Linked DNA regions of Homo sapiens: region 1 is linked to region 2. A link is a contact called in ENCODE Hi-C data. All regions are on one chromosome and are shown on one strand. The core of a region is the stretch at or near the end of the contact, and the rest is flanking DNA. Distances in the headings are between cores, read along the strand shown.

Region 1 (2,700 bases), core at 90-2,589, 1.3 Mb before region 2:
CAGAACAATATTAAAAAGAGAAACGATGTGGGTAAACAAAAGTCTATGGCAGAAAACAAGAGGTTAATTACAAATAGAATTCATAAATGATGATTCTGAGAAAGAATAAGACAGAAAAGGTACAATAAAAGTATCACTAGAAAGTATTGTGTTTGTCAAAACCACTTTGGGCAAAGAAACAAATCTCAAATACTGCTAGTTAAGAGTTCAAATTGGGCGGGGTGCAGTGGCTCGTGCCTGTAATCCTAGCACTATGAGAGGCCGAGTCAGGTTGATCACCTGAGGTCAGGAGTTCAAGACCAGCCTGGACAATATGATGAAACCCCATCTCTACTAAAAATACAAAAATCAGCTGGGTGTGATAGCAGGAACCTGTAATCCCAACTACTCAGGAGGCTGAGGCAGGAGAATCGTTTGAACCTGGGGGGCAGAGGTTACAGTGAGCAGAGATCACACCACTGCATTCCAGCTTGGGCGACAGAGCGAGACTCCATCTCAAAAAAAAAAAAAAAAAGTTTAAATTGTCAACTATTTTCTAAAGCTAATTTTTAATTAGAAGAATTCAGAATTTAGAACTGGTGTTCCAAATTCTAAGAGTAAAATCATCATCATTATGAGGGCCTATATAAATTAATCAAGAGTCAGGTCCAAAAAGCATTGAGAATTTCAACGCACGTTAACAATTATCAGCCAGGCTCAATGGCTCACATCTGTAATCACACTTTGGGAGGCCAAGGCAGAAGCATCTCCTGAGCTCAGTAGTTCAAGACCAGCCTGGGCAAGATAGTGAGACCCTGTCTCTATTTTTTTTTTAATTTTTTAAATTACCAATCTTAACTTCAAGTTAACATTTAAATGAAGACAAGTATTTACAAGCTTTTTTTAATGTTTTGTGTATCTTTCCAGATTTTTTTTTTTTTTTTGAGACAGGGTCTCACTCTTGTTGCCCAGGCTGAAGTGCAATGACACGATCTCAGCTCACTACAACCTCTGCCTCCCAGGTTCAAGCGATTCTCCTGCTCAGCCTCCCGAGTAGCTAGGATTACAGGCACGCGCCACCAAGCCCAGCTAGTTTTGTACTTTTAGTAGAGACAGGGTTTTTCCACGTTGGTCCAGCTGGTCTCGAACTCCCAACCTCAGGTGATCCCCCTGCTTCGGCCTCCCAAAGTGCTGGGATTACAGGCATGAGCCACCGCACCCGGCCCAGATGCTAATTTTTATTACTGTGCTTTATGTTAGCTATGAAATCACTTAAAAATTACAAGAAGTCTTACATTTATTTCAGAGAAAATGACAAAAGAGGAAAGCAGGAAACCCATATGCATCCAGGCAGGACTGGGGAAAATGCTGACTTAAAAGACAAACAAGAGCAGCTCGGTACAGGGGAATTCCAGGGACCCACACACGAATGAGAAGGTGGCAAAAGTCAATAACAAGAATTGATTTCAGTGGCTTAATCAACAGAGGTCTCCATTCCCCAACAATTTCAAGTACCTTTTTTTTTAAATTTTAATTATTTGTTTTTTGTGTGTGTGGTTTTGTTGTTTTTTTTTTTGTTTGTTTGTTTTTGGTTTTTTTTTTTTTTTTTTTTTTTTTTTTGAGACAGAGTCTCGCTCTGTCACCCAGGCTGGAGTTCAGTGGCGGGATCTGGGCTCACTGCAACCTCTGCCTCCCGGGTTCAAGCAATTCTCCTGCCTCAGCCTCCCGAGTAGCTGGGACCACAGGCATGTGCCACCATACCCGGCTAATTTTTGTATTTTTAGTAGAAACGGGGTTTCACCATGTTGGCCAGGCTGGTCTTGAACTCCTGACCTCAGGTGATCCACCAGCCTTGGCCTCCTAAAGTGCTGGGATTACAGACGTGAGTCACCACGCCCGGCCTCAAATCCCTTTTTTACAGTCTATGAATTTTTACTCATTTTACAGAATTCCAAAATGAGTCCTATGGAAAGATCACAGAATAGGAGATACATCCTGGATTCTAATCTAGGCTCACACTAATCAGCTATGTGAAAACAATTCAGTTAACCTTCCAAAATCTGTATAAGGTTTAGATGATCACTAAGATCCATCTTCAAACCCTAAAATTATATTCTATAGGAGAATTTTATAACTTAAGTGTATCTTTTTCAACACATATGGCCAAAATTTATTAGGACCTGGTAAGTCCTTATGGGAGAACAAAATGCCAAATTATAAAATTGATTCTGGCTCGAGCGTGGTGGCTCACGCCTGTTATCCCAGCACACTGGGAGGTAGAGGCAGGCGGATCACTTGAGGTGAAATCAAGTTATCAAGTCCCTGTGATAACTCAAGTTTATGTTAATAGTCACTTAGACTGGGGCCCCCAACAGTCTCAGCACAGGGCCAGTAACAGGAAAAATCAAGTGATTAGAGGGTATGAACTTTCAGCCCCACCACCCATAGACCAATTGCTGAACACATGAAAGTGCTGGGAGGGTAGTACACCCAGACAGGGCATGGAAGCTCCACACACCACACCACCTCCCCTCACCTAATACCTCACCATTATCAATCTATTCACCTGTATCCTTTATAATAAAATCAGCAAATGTGTTTCCCTGAATTCTTTGAGCCATCCCAACAAATTGTTCAGACCCAATGGGGGTGGTTGCAGAAATCCTGGTTTGTAACCAGTGAGGAGTACTGGTGACTGGGACTGGCTATTGGCATCTGAAG
Region 2 (2,967 bases), core at 464-2,963:
TTATCCTAATGTGTATGATAGATACAGTCCATCCTGCTTTGGAAAAGATTATGTAACTCCTTGAGAGCATACTCTTTCTCTAGCCCAAAGGCAGTGAGAGAGTTTTCTTGTTCAGGATTGCTTAACTTTCCATTTAAGCTTTTTCTTTTTAAATTAATACAAACTTCTACACTTTCAAAATACGAAATATATTACAACTGCGTATAGGCTCTTCCATACTTAAGTCCAGTGCTTGGGCAAGTTAATGGAGTGAAAGACTACAAGCAAAGAGGAACTGAGGTAGAAAAAGAAGAATGTGTGAAAGCAGCAGGAAGCTCAGCCAACTCGAAAGCAGGGTGAACAGCTTGAGTCCTGTTGCTGCTGATCGGGGTTGGCTCTTGGACAACTTAGTAAGATCATGGAAAGGCTGCTTGGGTTCTCCATAGAAAAGTTCTGTCTCCATCAAGGGAGGAAAATGTACCTTTCAACTCAAAATTCAATATTTGTTTTTAAATATAGCTATTTTCCCCAACCGCTAAAGATTTTCAACAGATACGAAGCCAGAGCTTAGTTTTAGAAACCTGTGGACATTCAAACCTGATTCTTTATTCCCTGTGACTATGGTTATGTCATTTTACATGTCAAAAAAGTGTATCTAGAATTGTCATTTCTTATTTTTGAGCTTTTTTTAGTGAGAATTATCCCCTCACTTAAATGGCTTTTTATTTAAACATCTGTGCATTCTGTATGAAATTGTAGTCTTTCTGGGATAACATGGTGAGCTATATGGTGGTAATCCACACACACAAAAATAAAAGCCAAAAAAAAACCAAAACCCTCAGGTAAAGTATTTCTCTTTCTTCAACTGTCTCATTAGCCCTGGCTGTGGATGGTCTTTCTGAGACAGGCTAGCCAGAGTAATTCAACGGCCACAAGTGGTTTCTCCCCCAGAGTGCTGGTTCAAACTCTGAATGAGACCAGCCTGTTGATTAGAAATCTAATACCTCAGTCCAGGCCTACTTTCCTAGAACAATCTTCACTTAGTAACAGGTCCAAGACACAACTATTAAGTATACATCTGGGTCCCTTCCCCGTAGGAAAAGGTTTTCCCTGCAGTCTTGCCTGTAGTCAGAAGCAGCCTGTTGACTAATGATAGCTTTTAAATGAATTTATAGAAAATTCTTGGAAATAGGCTCTATAAGCTTTATGAGAGGGATAATGCTTTTAAAGGAATGGCATGAAGGGGAATATTTAAATAAAAAGGCACTGAGATTCTGACAATAGAAACCATAATTCTGCATAAGCGTTCTGAGAATGAAAAGTCAGCCACTCTTCAGGTCAAAGTCAGTGTGGATTTTGCCAGTTGTTCAATCTAGACATACGAACACCAGGGCTACCCAGCCAGCATCAGTGCCTAGGAAAGGACCTCCAAGAAACTTTTAACTGCCACGGTCAGAATCGAGACTAGACATTGCTGCTGGGGGTGAGGGGCCGCTCCTCTTCAAATGAACCGGCAGACCTTTCTGATCACCTGCTGGGGGCCACATGCCGGAGCAGGGTGTCCAAAGGTGAGCAAATATATGCCATCTATGAAGTGTTTACTGTGGGTTATGAAATCCTAGAAACTTATGAGGTAAATACCAGCACCATTTACAAATGCAGCCTCCAAGAGGTTGAATAACTTGCCCGGGGTCATGTGGTTGACAAACAGTGGAGTTCCAACTCCAACCTGATCCAAAGTCCGCATTCTTTGATGTGTACACCAATTGTACCCAACCACTTAAGCAAAATTCTTGATGACGTCATGCCCAGGCTAGCTTAAGGAGAATGCACACCTGCTTCCCAGGCCCTTCAAACTCTTCTGAGTTTCTCTTCCCCTCATCTCCCTCCCCACCACCCTTATTTGTGAATATGGGGCACCTTGTGCCCTCAAGCAGCCCCCTGCAATTGCCTACCTTGAAGTGTCCTAACTGAGCCTCGAGCCCAGAGCAGTACTTCTCCTTATGCCCTCAAGGTTTACTCCGAGGCTGGCTCCCCACCCCTACTAGCACATACATTTGCTCTGACCCTATAGAGCAACCCCTGCAAAAGAGGTCAATGTGTCCCACTTTCCTGAGAATGCACCCTCACACGACCCCTGGAGTCTCATTCTTTTGGCCAAAGAAAGACTCCTCTAATGGTGGAATCTAGCCCATGGCAACTAGTGACAGGAGGATCTCCGGCAGGGGCTTTTCCTGGGTGCTCAGACCACGGTCCTACCCCAGGTGGTTCTGTCCACAGACTTCCCCGGGCCCGCTGCCTAGCGCGAGCACCCGTTCCAGCCTGCCTCACCTTCACGGTGCCGCCAGCCACTCCTCTCCATCTCCTGCCACTCCCAGAGGGGCTGCCTGCTGCTGCCCCGCTGTGCTGACCTCATTCCCCACATTTGCTTTCTGTCCTTTTGGGGCCTCGCTGGACCTTTCCAACCCCCCAGCTGCACACTTTATAGTTTCCAGAACATACTGAGTTTCTTCTAACCTAGCCCATGCACATGATTTCCTCCCCTAGAATGTTCTCCAGTCCCCAGTCCCTGTTAAGCTGGGAAATTCTTACTGGTTCACCAAAAATCAACTCAAATAGATACCCTCTTGAGGGAAATCTTCCATTCTTCTCTCTCCTTCCCCCTGAGTTAAGGGCCTTCTATATCCTGGCACCTACTGCTGGGCCTCTGGAGAGAGGGCCCCAGCTCAGTCCTCTCCTGGCCCAGCATAGTGCTCGGTGTTTGGCAGAGCTTGCTTATATGAACAGGTAAGTGGGTGAATAAACAAGTTATTTTTAATTTTAAAAAATGTTTAAAATGTGTCTCAGGTTTCTTCTAATCCAGAGTTGCACAGTGCCATAGGCAGTCAGGAATCTGCCTCCTTCGCATCTCAAACCTGGGATCATTTCCTGATTCCCATCCCACCCTGGCTACAGGCAAGAGCTTCCCCCAACCAAGAGAGAGAGAGT

What was found. Hi-C counts contacts between places; a loop is a spot of excess contacts on that map. Pooled maps may share reads with other maps.
Region 1: a loop to region 2 is called in a map of B cell, with 10 times the contacts of the local background. The contact joins two enhancer-like sites. A Hi-C loop is called at or near these places in 5 of 168 maps with a recorded cell type or tissue (B cell, CD14-positive monocyte, CD4-positive, alpha-beta memory T cell and 2 more) and 7 of 50 pooled maps.

Annotation. Positions count from the first base shown.
Region 1 is chr5:57,218,275-57,220,974 of GRCh38, reverse strand. All of the region lies in intron 3 of GPBP1 (GC-rich promoter binding protein 1), which reads right to left. Among named protein-coding and RNA genes, the nearest start is that of GPBP1, 46 kb to the right of the region's middle. Within about 2 kb of position 1,339, at least 5 of the 41 ENCODE cell types and tissues checked have a DNase peak (open chromatin) inside an H3K27ac peak, as active enhancers do.
Region 2 is chr5:55,932,942-55,935,908 of GRCh38, reverse strand. It overlaps IL6ST (interleukin 6 cytokine family signal transducer), which reads left to right. Exons shown (of 17, transcript NM_002184.4): 17 at 1-814. Among named protein-coding and RNA genes, the nearest start is that of IL6ST, 61 kb to the left of the region's middle. Within about 2 kb of position 1,713, at least 4 of the 41 ENCODE cell types and tissues checked have a DNase peak (open chromatin) inside an H3K27ac peak, as active enhancers do.